Linked DNA regions of Homo sapiens: region 1 is linked to region 2. The links are chromatin loops, found by intact Hi-C in ENCODE. Cell type or tissue: IMR-90. All regions are shown on one strand.

The links. Hi-C counts contacts between places; a loop is a spot of excess contacts. Peaks named below come from ENCODE experiments on the same cell type or tissue, not always from the same donor. Only the 100,000 strongest peaks of a DNase experiment are listed, where the experiment ranks them.
Region 1: it touches region 2 in a loop (4-fold over the local background); 1 of 110 quality-filtered maps calls a loop at or near these places.

Annotation. Positions count from the first base shown.
Region 1 is chr2:49,246,653-49,251,652 of GRCh38, forward strand. No RefSeq gene overlaps it. Among named protein-coding and RNA genes, the nearest start is that of FSHR, 95 kb to the left of the region's middle. In IMR-90, no CTCF peak of the experiment used is centred here; a DNase peak (open chromatin) is centred at 2,039; H3K27ac peaks cover 508 bases.
Region 2 is chr2:48,720,428-48,725,427 of GRCh38, forward strand. The region is part of intron 10 of STON1-GTF2A1L (STON1-GTF2A1L readthrough); the gene reads left to right. It overlaps LHCGR (luteinizing hormone/choriogonadotropin receptor), which reads right to left. Exons shown (of 11, transcript NM_000233.4): 5 at 3,195-3,269; 6 at 3,029-3,106. Among named protein-coding and RNA genes, the nearest start is that of LHCGR, 33 kb to the right of the region's middle. In IMR-90, no CTCF peak of the experiment used is centred here; a DNase peak (open chromatin) is centred at 2,914; H3K27ac peaks cover 2,088 bases.

The DNA of each region.
Region 1 (5,000 bases), 530 kb after region 2:
ATGAAATAAAAGAGGACACAAGCAAATGGAAAAATATTCCATGCTCATGGATAGGAAGAATCAATATCTGGATAATGGCCATACTGCCCAAAGTAATTTATAGATTCAGTGCTTTCCCCATCAATCTACCACTGACTTTCTTGACAGAATTGGAAAACCCTACTTTAAAGTTCATATGGAACCAAAAAAGAGCCCGCATTGCCAAGACAATCCTAAGCAAAAAAGAACAAAGCTGGAGGAATCATGCTAGCTGACTGAATTCAAACTATACTACAAGGCTACAGTAACCAAACAGCATGGTACCGGTACCAAAACAGATATATAGACTGATGGAACAGAACAGAGGCCTCAGAAATAACACCACAGATCTACAACCATCTGATCTTTGACAAACCTGACAAAATAAAAAATGGGGAAAGGATTCCCTATTTAATAAATGGTGCTGGCAAAACTGGCTAGCCATATGTAGAAAGCTGAAACTGGATCCCTTCTTTACACCTTATCCAAAAATTGACTTCAGATGGATTAAAGACTTAAATATAAGACTAAAACCATAAAAACCCTAGAAGAAAACCTAGGCAATACCATTCAGGACATAGGCATGGGCAAAGACTTCATGACGGAAACACCAAACAATGGCAACAAAAGCCAAAATAGACATGGGATCTAATTAAACTAAAGAGCTTCTGCACAGCAAAAGAAACTATCAGCAGAGTGAACAGGCAACCTACAGATTGGGAAAAAAGTTTTGCAATCTATCCATCTGACAAAGGGCTAATATCCGTAATCTACAAGGAACTTAAACAAAATTAGAAGGAAAAAACAACCCCATAAAAAAATGGGTGAAGGATATGAACAGACACTTCTCAAAAGAAGACATTTATGCAGCCAATGAACTTACGAAAAAATGCTCATCATCACTGTTCATTAGAGGAATGCAAATCAAAACCACAGTGAGATACTATCTCATGCCAGTTAGAATGGTGATCATTAAAAATCAGGAAACAACCGATGCTGGAGAGCATGTGGAGAAATAGGAATTCTTTTACACAGTTGGTGGGAGTGTAAAGTAGTTCAACTATTGTGGAAGACAGTGTGGCGATTCCTCAAGGATCTTGAACTAGAAATACCATTTGACCCAGCAATCCCATTACTGGGTATAAACCCAAAGGATTATAAATCATTCTACTATAAAGACACATGCACATGTATGTTTATTGCAGCACTGTGCACAATAGCAAAGACTTGGAATCAACCCAAATGCCCATCAGTGATAGATTGGATAAAGAAAACGTGGCATATATACACCATGGAATACTATGCAGCCATAAAAAGGATGAGTTCATGTCTTTTGCAGGGACGTGGATGAAGCTGGAAACCATCATTCTCAGCAGAGTAACACAAGAAGAGAAAACCAAACACTGCATGTTCTCACTCATAAGTGGGAGTTGAACAATGAGAACACATGGACACAGGGAGGGGAACATCACACACTGGGGCCTGTTGGCAGGTGGGGGCCTGGGGGAGGGATAACATTCGGAGAAATACCGAATGTAAATGACGAGTTTATGGGTGCAGCAAAGCAACATGACACATGTATACCTACATAACAAACCTGCACACTGGGGTATGCACATGTACCCCAAAACTTAAAGTATAATAAAAAGAAATAAAACATTTGTAACCTCTTTCCCCTCTCAAAGATAATATTTTTGTGTATTTCTTTCAGACTGTATGCGTGAGAATGTATGTGTGTTATGATATGAATATAAAGGGCATGCAATTTGTGGTAGATTATACGTTTCCCAATGTGTCAAACTTCCATGTATGCTAAGTCCTGGCAGAGTGTCCCTTCCCACACTAACTCTGGGGTGAGCCGTGTGACTTACTTAAATCAGTGGGACACCAGCAAACAGAAGACTTGGTCAGCTCCAGATCTAGCTTTCTTGAGAATAAAAGACCACATTTATAGAAAAGTCCAGTCATCCCACTTGTCCCAGATGAGCCAGGCCTTGAGTAACCCTGTTGCTGCATTGCATAGCACAGCTGTGTGAGTCATCCCATGAGAATCCCACAGAATGACTGCTTAGCCAACCAAAAAATTATGAGATATAATATATTGTTATTTTAAGTCACCAAATGTTAGTGTATAACTGATGCAGTGTTTTAAACCTGATTTTTCATTTAGTGTACTGTGAACATTTGTTTTTGCTCTTAAGTAGAATTCAGGAACCTAATTTTTAAAATGATTTTATCACATTCCATTACAACATGTACCATAACCTGTTTAACTAATGTCTCATTGTTTGACATGCTTACAATTAATTTTTAATACCCAATTGGTGACTCTCTAATGCCACTTCCACTATGTAAACTTATTTTAAAACAAGTTTATATGTAATTACCTTCTAAGCTCTTTGAGAATAGTAGCTGTGAATAAATAAGCCTTTCTCCGTCTTAAGCTCTTCTACTGTTCATGGCAAATAGTCAGTGCTCAAAATATTTATTGAATGAAAAAATGAATAAATAGCTTATAAATGTTAGAGAAATAGCATTTAATAATAGCCTACACATTTTAATACAATGTTATATTCAGGCAAAACATTATAGAGAAAGCTTGCTATTGGTAGACTCTTTTCCCTCACCTCATACTTTCATGCTGTCCAAAAACACTAAGAAATGAGCATTTTTATGAAATCAGCGTTGCTGCATTAAAACCTATTATTCCCCTGTCCCATTCTTTCAATGTCTTGTTTAGAGTGGAGGTGACAACCAGGTAAACTGATGAAAAAATTTGTACTAAATTGATACTCTACTCTGTTTACCATCCTGAAAAATGTGTATGTTCATGAAGAAATAGTTTGTGTTTCCTCAAATCATACTACATTTACCCATATTCTGACATTTATGACAAGAAAATACTTCGAGGCATCTACTGTTTTAGAGTTTTTGTTTCTTTAGTTCACTTTGTAAATAAGGATAATTCAGAGATGACCACATTGTGTTTTTCAATAAATTATCATCTATCATTAAAGTTAATCCAATATCCAATTTAGGTTTGAATTGAAATGTTTTAAATCGGTAAAAGAATCAAGATAACAATTTCTTTTCCTATTAACCTTTAGGGCAGTTTCTTTTATATTTTGTTTCCTTTGGATAAGGGGAAGTACACTGTAATCTTTATTTTAAATTAGGTTTTATAGCATATTTAATCCCCAGGTTAAAGCATATTATTCACATTTAAAAGAGAAAATGAACAAACTTAAAGATGTCAGCTTCAGACTGAAACCACAGTGGAAATAAGCTATTTGGATAACGTTGTCTAGGAGGTACCAAAACTTCAAAAGATATCCTTATAGTTTGAAACTCTGACCCAGAAAACCCTTTTTCTTCACTGCTTTTCATGGTGAACCATTTTGAATATCTACTCATTTTACTTTACTTTTCCCACACTGTCATTCTTTCCCTTTGAGAGGCAGGCCCAGGAGTGGGAAGAAAGGCTCAAATGGAAAGAGGACCAAAACTATTTGAGCACAGTTTGTTGCCACCTGAAATAGAATCTATTACCAAATTTTACGCTAACAAAACTGAGGCGTAGGTGATTACAGAAGCAATCAGTTACACAGTCGACACTCAGATCTCTCTAGATCCAAAGCACATTATTTCTTAAACTGAGCAGTCAGAAGGCCCAGATTGTAGTTATGGTTCTTGCAATCCTTGTGACATCTTGAGAAGATACATGGGCTTCAGCTTCCTTATCAGCAATATACAGATAAAGCACCTTTCTTTTCTGTTCATGAGGATAACATCACCTTTCCTACCTATTTCATGGGGCTAGTATAATATGGTTGAGAATATGTTTTAAAAACGGAAACATCAAATAGGAATACATTGCCTTAAGTTCCAGGTTCTGAATGAATTTAAGTAATAGATTGACTGGGCCCACATAGGGTATCTTGGTCATTCCCATGAGAGGGAAAGAGTAGGGCTCTTCACAGTGTCCCTTTGAACTGAGCCTCTTGTTCTTCCTTTCATGGTGACTCATTGATTTTCTTTTCTTCTTTCCTCACAGCAGTCTTTGGGATTGAAAACAAAAAATAAAAAACCAAAACCCCTCTAATAAGGCAGAGATCTACTCACTGAGAACGGTTTATGAAGAGAGAAGAAGGGGCAACCATATAGGGCTAGTGCTGTAGGAACACATGTTTTGAATCTGGTGAGAGAAGAACTAAGTTGAATTGGATGATTTCTAAACTTGGAGAGAAATTTCTTTTAGTCAGTAATAGCCATTATTGACTTCTGTTTGTAGGTCTGGTGAGTCAACACCCCTTCTACTCTTCTCTACACCCTTAGGTATCATTCATTTTCTTTCACAACTTTTATATCTCTGCAATGGTTTACCTCCTATGTTCTCATTCTCTAGGGGTGCATTCTAAAAAATCAACTTTGGTGCCAAGAATTGGACAGTAAATGATGGGGAACACTTTGGCCATTGCTTTGCATTATGGTGGGTCCATTTATTTTTTAGTGGCCCTTTAAACTTCCCCTGCAAAATGGGGATATGGCATTTGCTCAGGTCTCTTAATCTTGAATATTAAAAAGGTCTTTAAAAAACTCTAGGGTTTCTTTCATTGACACTGCTTGCTTATAGAACCTTTTTTGATGGCAAATACTAGTTCAGTGTTCCAGCACTTCGAACTTTTTTCTCCTCCAGAGGCAATATTCACTTAGACAAATAACATGTTTCTACCCGGTTGAACCGTATGCTATTGCTGTGCTTATAGGGCAAAAATGGTTAAACGCCAGAAATTTCATATAGTTCAGCCTAGCATCTCAAATTTTTATTTTTCTTCATACATGTCTTCCTCCCTCCTTTTATTCCCCTTTCCCCTTCCCCTTCCTCTTCCCCTCCCTCCCTCCCTTCTCTTTTCCCTTCTCTCTCTCTTTCTTTCTGTCTCTCTCTTTCCGCTCTTTCTCTCTCTCTCACCCAGGCTGCAATG
Region 2 (5,000 bases):
TGAAGGGAGTCATGGATATTTGTGATCTTTGAATAAAGCCTACTCTATTGAATAGATTATTTTATTACTTTTTCCAGAGTTACCTCCAAGCCTGTCTCCTTGTCCTGGCACTTAAGGGTCTCTGCAATTCAGTGTCCTCTCCATCTCAGCCAGTTATCTAAACTCACTTTCCATTCCTTAAACAGCATGTTTACTCCCAAGTAGTAGCCTCATCCTGTTCTCCTCCTGCCATGCTTTTGCTCCTGCCATCTCTTCACTTGGATTCCTTACTCTGCCTTTCTCTGTATGTTGTGGTACCGCATAACGGTTAAGAACATGACTCTGGAGCCATACTGTCTGGGACCAAATCTTGACCTGAGATAGAGATACTTAACCTCTTGATGCCTTGGTCTCCTCATCTAAAAGTAGGGTTGATAGTTCCTATCTCATAAGGTTGCTATGGGACTTAAAAAGTACTTAAAAACAGTGCAGGTATTTAATAAGGGCTACATACATATTAGCTGCTATTTTCACATTTACCCATATAAACGTTACTGATTCCATGAGGTCTAATTCAAATCTGTTAGCTCTACCATAAAGCCTCTCTGACTTCCCCAGCCCAAAAGGACTTCTCTAAGATCTTATTTCTAGGTACCACACACTCTCATAGTGAATATCTACTAGCTTGTATTATTATTTTATTATTTTATGTTTTCCCCCTCATTGAGACTATGAACTTCTCGAGGACATGAATCTAATCCTGTGTCTTTTGTGTTCTTGATATAGACATGTGGGGAGACCCCAAATCCTAAGGCATGTGATATCACCTCATTCGGAATTTGTTTGTTGAATACCTTGTTTTTGGTGGGGGACATGATGAATGAGTAGTTCCAGATCCATTATGCAATGGTGAGTTGAAAACACTTTATAAGCAGCCGGTAGAGCTGTGGTGTGTGAGGGAAGTGGCAGGAGTGGAGAGACTGTTGAGAAATATTTCTAGGATCAACAGAATCTCTTTCCTGGTGTTTGAGAGTTGCAAGTAAAGAGTATGGGTTATTTTTGAAATTATTTTTGGTTGCTGCTCTGTATTCTTTTGATTGCATTAATCTGAGATGAAGCTACATGGTCACAGCTTTGTAACATGACAATTATACATGTAAAATTACATCTACACAAAGTAAAAGTACTATACAAAGGCAGTGCACCAAGGATACCAATTTTTAGAATCCAGTGATATAAAAGAGAGTCCTCTGAGATGATCTCTTCTTTTGCTTCACATCTATCTCTTCATTTCAGAGTCATTCCAATCCATGTTTTCTCTTTTTTCTTTAAGGGTGAGCTCCTTTATTGCCTCATCACAATTTTGCCATGGGCTGTAACCAAAGCAGAAAGAGTGAGAGGGATATGGATTTTAGGAGCAGAATTAAATCAGGGTCACTGGGCTTTAGGTATAAAGAAATGAGGCCGGGGGGTGGTGACTCATGCCTGTTTTCCCAGCACTTTGGGAGGCCGAGGAGGGCAGGTCATGAGGTCAAGAGATGGAGACAATCCTGTCCAACATGGTGAAATCCTGTCTCTACTAAAAATACAAAAATTAGCTGGGTGTGGTGGCACACGCCTGTAGTCCCAGCTACTCAGGAGGCTGAGGCAGGAGAATCACTTGAACCCAGGAGGCAGAGGTTGCAGTGAGCCAAGATTGCGCCACTGCACTCCAGCCTGGTGACAGAGCGAGACTCAGTTGCAATAAAATAAAATATGCTGCCCAGGATGCTGCTTCTGAATGGTACGGCAGTGGAGGGCTCCCATGTGAAGATGTATGGCAGGGATTCCAGAGGGAAGGAAGTCTGGCAAGTGTCCTGTGAAGAACATGGGTTGAGTTATCTTAGTGGAGTGCTCCTCAAACTTTAATGTACATGTGAATCACTTGGGATCTTGTAAAAAGCATATTCTGAGTTAGTAGGTCTGCGGTGAGCTATTTCTAACTAGAGGATATGGTTTAGATCTGTGTTTCCACAAAATTGCATTACAAATTATAATCCCCAGTGTTGGAGGTGGGGCCTGGTGGGAGGTGACTGGATCATGGGGGTGGTTTCTCATGGATGGTTTAGCACCATCCCCCTAGTGCTGTTCTTGTGATAGAGTTCTCATGAGATCTGATTGTTTAAAAGTGCGTGACATCTCCCTGCTCTCTCTCTTCCTACTGCTCCTGGCCATGTGAGGTGCTGGCTCACCCTTCACCTTCCATCAGTATTGTAAGTTTCCTGAGACCTCCCCAGAAGCTGAGCAGATGCCAGAATCATGCTTCCTGCAAAGCCTGCAGAATTGTGAGCCAATTAAAACCTCTTTTCTTTATAAATTACCCAGTCTCAGGTAGTTCTTTATAGCAATGTGAGAATGGACTTATACACCAGCTCTCAGAAGATGCTGAAGATCATGGCTCATAGTTTGAATAGTGAGGCCTTAGGAAACACCATGAAAGGGATAGCCTGGTAACCTGACGAGTAACTGTCAAATAAAAACACATTATTTTTAAGCATTAAGGAATAGAGAGAATGAGTATAGATAGTGTTGCTTCAGAAGCAAAGTGAGAGGGACCCAAGAGGAAGGCGAAAATGAGAGAGACAGAGCAAGGTCCATTGATCAACTACTTTTCCTACTTGGAGAATATCCTTCCAAACTCTTCTCTGTTGAAATCTTGAAATTTCTATGCTCTTTTTAAGCCAGGAAAGCCACTCCTCTCTAGACTGTGTCTTCCCAGCCTTAGAGCATTCTCCATTAATGCAGTGAACAATTTCATAAGTTTGAGACTCAGTCACTAAAAATCCTCAGGGCCTGTTTGGTTAAACTGAATTGGTTGGTTGGTTGTCATGTGAACATATGACCCAGCTGTGATCTTACACAACTCCCTTCACCCTTAGCATTTTAGGTTAAGAAGAATGTCACCAGTGAGTGAGGAATGTGGTAAAACATGAGAAAAAGCTCACCCCAACCTAGTAGTGAGACTAGCAGGAGGCTGTATGGCAGAACACAAATCTGGGAGTTTACTCACAGTGTTACAGATTCATTATTCATCCCTTGAAAAGCATTTCCTGGTATGGTGGTTATGTGTAAGTTATCACAAATTTCCCTTGAGGAAAGAAATGAGAAATATTTACTTTCTAAATTTTAGCTGCAAATAGGAAACTGTTATGCATAGCAATCAGCCTGGTACTTACAGAATGAAATTTGATTCAGAGGAGAAGACCTTCGTAACATCTGGAAACTTTCTGATGCCTGTGTTACAGATGCTCCTGTGATTAGGGACAGGATAGTGGTGTGGGCAGAGAGTGGGTAAAAGTGATTGTCATTAAGACATAAAGATAAAAAGAGAGTACAAAGGCATTTTGCAAATACAACTTTCACATTAAATTTAAAAATATTGAGTTTGGTGTTATCAGGACTACTTTTAGCTGAGAAAGATTGTTGCAATTTAGAAGTCCCTCATGCTGTGGGAGAAGATGCTTTAATGACTGCTATTTAGAGACCTGGGGACTGGGGCCAAATTTAAAGGTCTTTTTCATTTATATTTGTAGCCTGTCTTTTCTTATTAAATCAATCACATTTTCCCGTATTGCATTCCACTTTCTTTTGGTAATTAGTTTATTACAAGCTCTTGATAGTTCGAGAAAGCATCCTTAAATTTTGGAGCAGGTTTTGATTCAAATACTTCAAGAAAATTAATCTTTTATGATAAATCCATATTGCTCATTATTAAAAATCTTCCCTTATTTAGCTATCTTGCAATTCAGGAAGTTCTTCTTTGCATCTCATTGAAATCACTAAACATTGTTTTGGTGTTTGGGACTATTCAAGGCTCTTCTTTTCTTCCCACCTTTTATTTAGCCTCTGAAGAGGAGAGAGGCTTAAGTGATAGGTGAAATTGAAGAGTATTTTATTACAAGAATGGGGCTCCCTCAGAGTCTAGGCATCTGGATTTCCCCACTGGAGTTTTAGATTCACCAGTCATGGGATCTGGACAACTAATATGAACTGTCTGTCACCCTCGTGACAATGAAACAAAGCCAGGTTTCTCTTCTGGCTCTCTCTGGTTCTCCTTCTTATCCAAAAGCCCAGGTCACACTGGATCTCTGCTCTGTCTACAGCTGGGGATAGCAGTGTGGGATTAGACTGCAACGTGTACTTGGGTTGGGTGAATATCACAGTTTTGGATGAAAATACTATTTAATAAAGACAATGATTCTTAGATAATAAGAGGCTGCAGTGGTCAAATTTGGTTCTGGGAGTTTCTTATGTTTTTTCAAAGTAGTTGATGCTACCGTATGCTTATGTGCCCTATAGACACCCTGGAGGTTTGGAAAAACAGAACACCTGAGTTTGGAATTGTTCAGTGTTAGAGTTAACAAAGGAGCTATGCCAGTTCCAGTAGCAGCTCTTATAGAAGGCCCCAGAGCAAGACTGATGACGTGAAGTACCAGAGAGATGTCCCTTCTCTCTGTTTTCCTTTTTTTGGGCAGTGATGGGAGGTGGGCTTTACATTCTCTGAGGAGTTTATGAAATTTAAAGAAAAAAGAGGGATGTCTGTTTTAGGGAGACGCAAATTTTTCTTTGTGAATAGGGATGACTTGATATGTGAAAAGATCCATAGTGATAAATTCATAGTTTTCAGGAATTTTGGTATTGCTGACAAGGCAATGATTGTGGCAGGCTACAGTGGTACTCAATTTCTAATGCTAACTGACAGACTTAGTTAGAATTAATGGGAAGTGGAAAATAATGATTTAGTTTATATGGCACAGTGTCTACCTTAAGGCAATACTTAAAAAGTTTTCATTTAATGAACAAATGAAAAAAATGAGATAAAGGAGATCAGAAACTCTTAACCCGTGATGAGAGTCAGACCAGAATTGCCACTCTCACTTTCACCTACTCTCTATTCACTTCAGAGATTCTGATTTACCCTTTTTAAAGTGTTATGACCTCCATCTCCCATACCCATTGTCAACCTTGAAAATCACTACAGA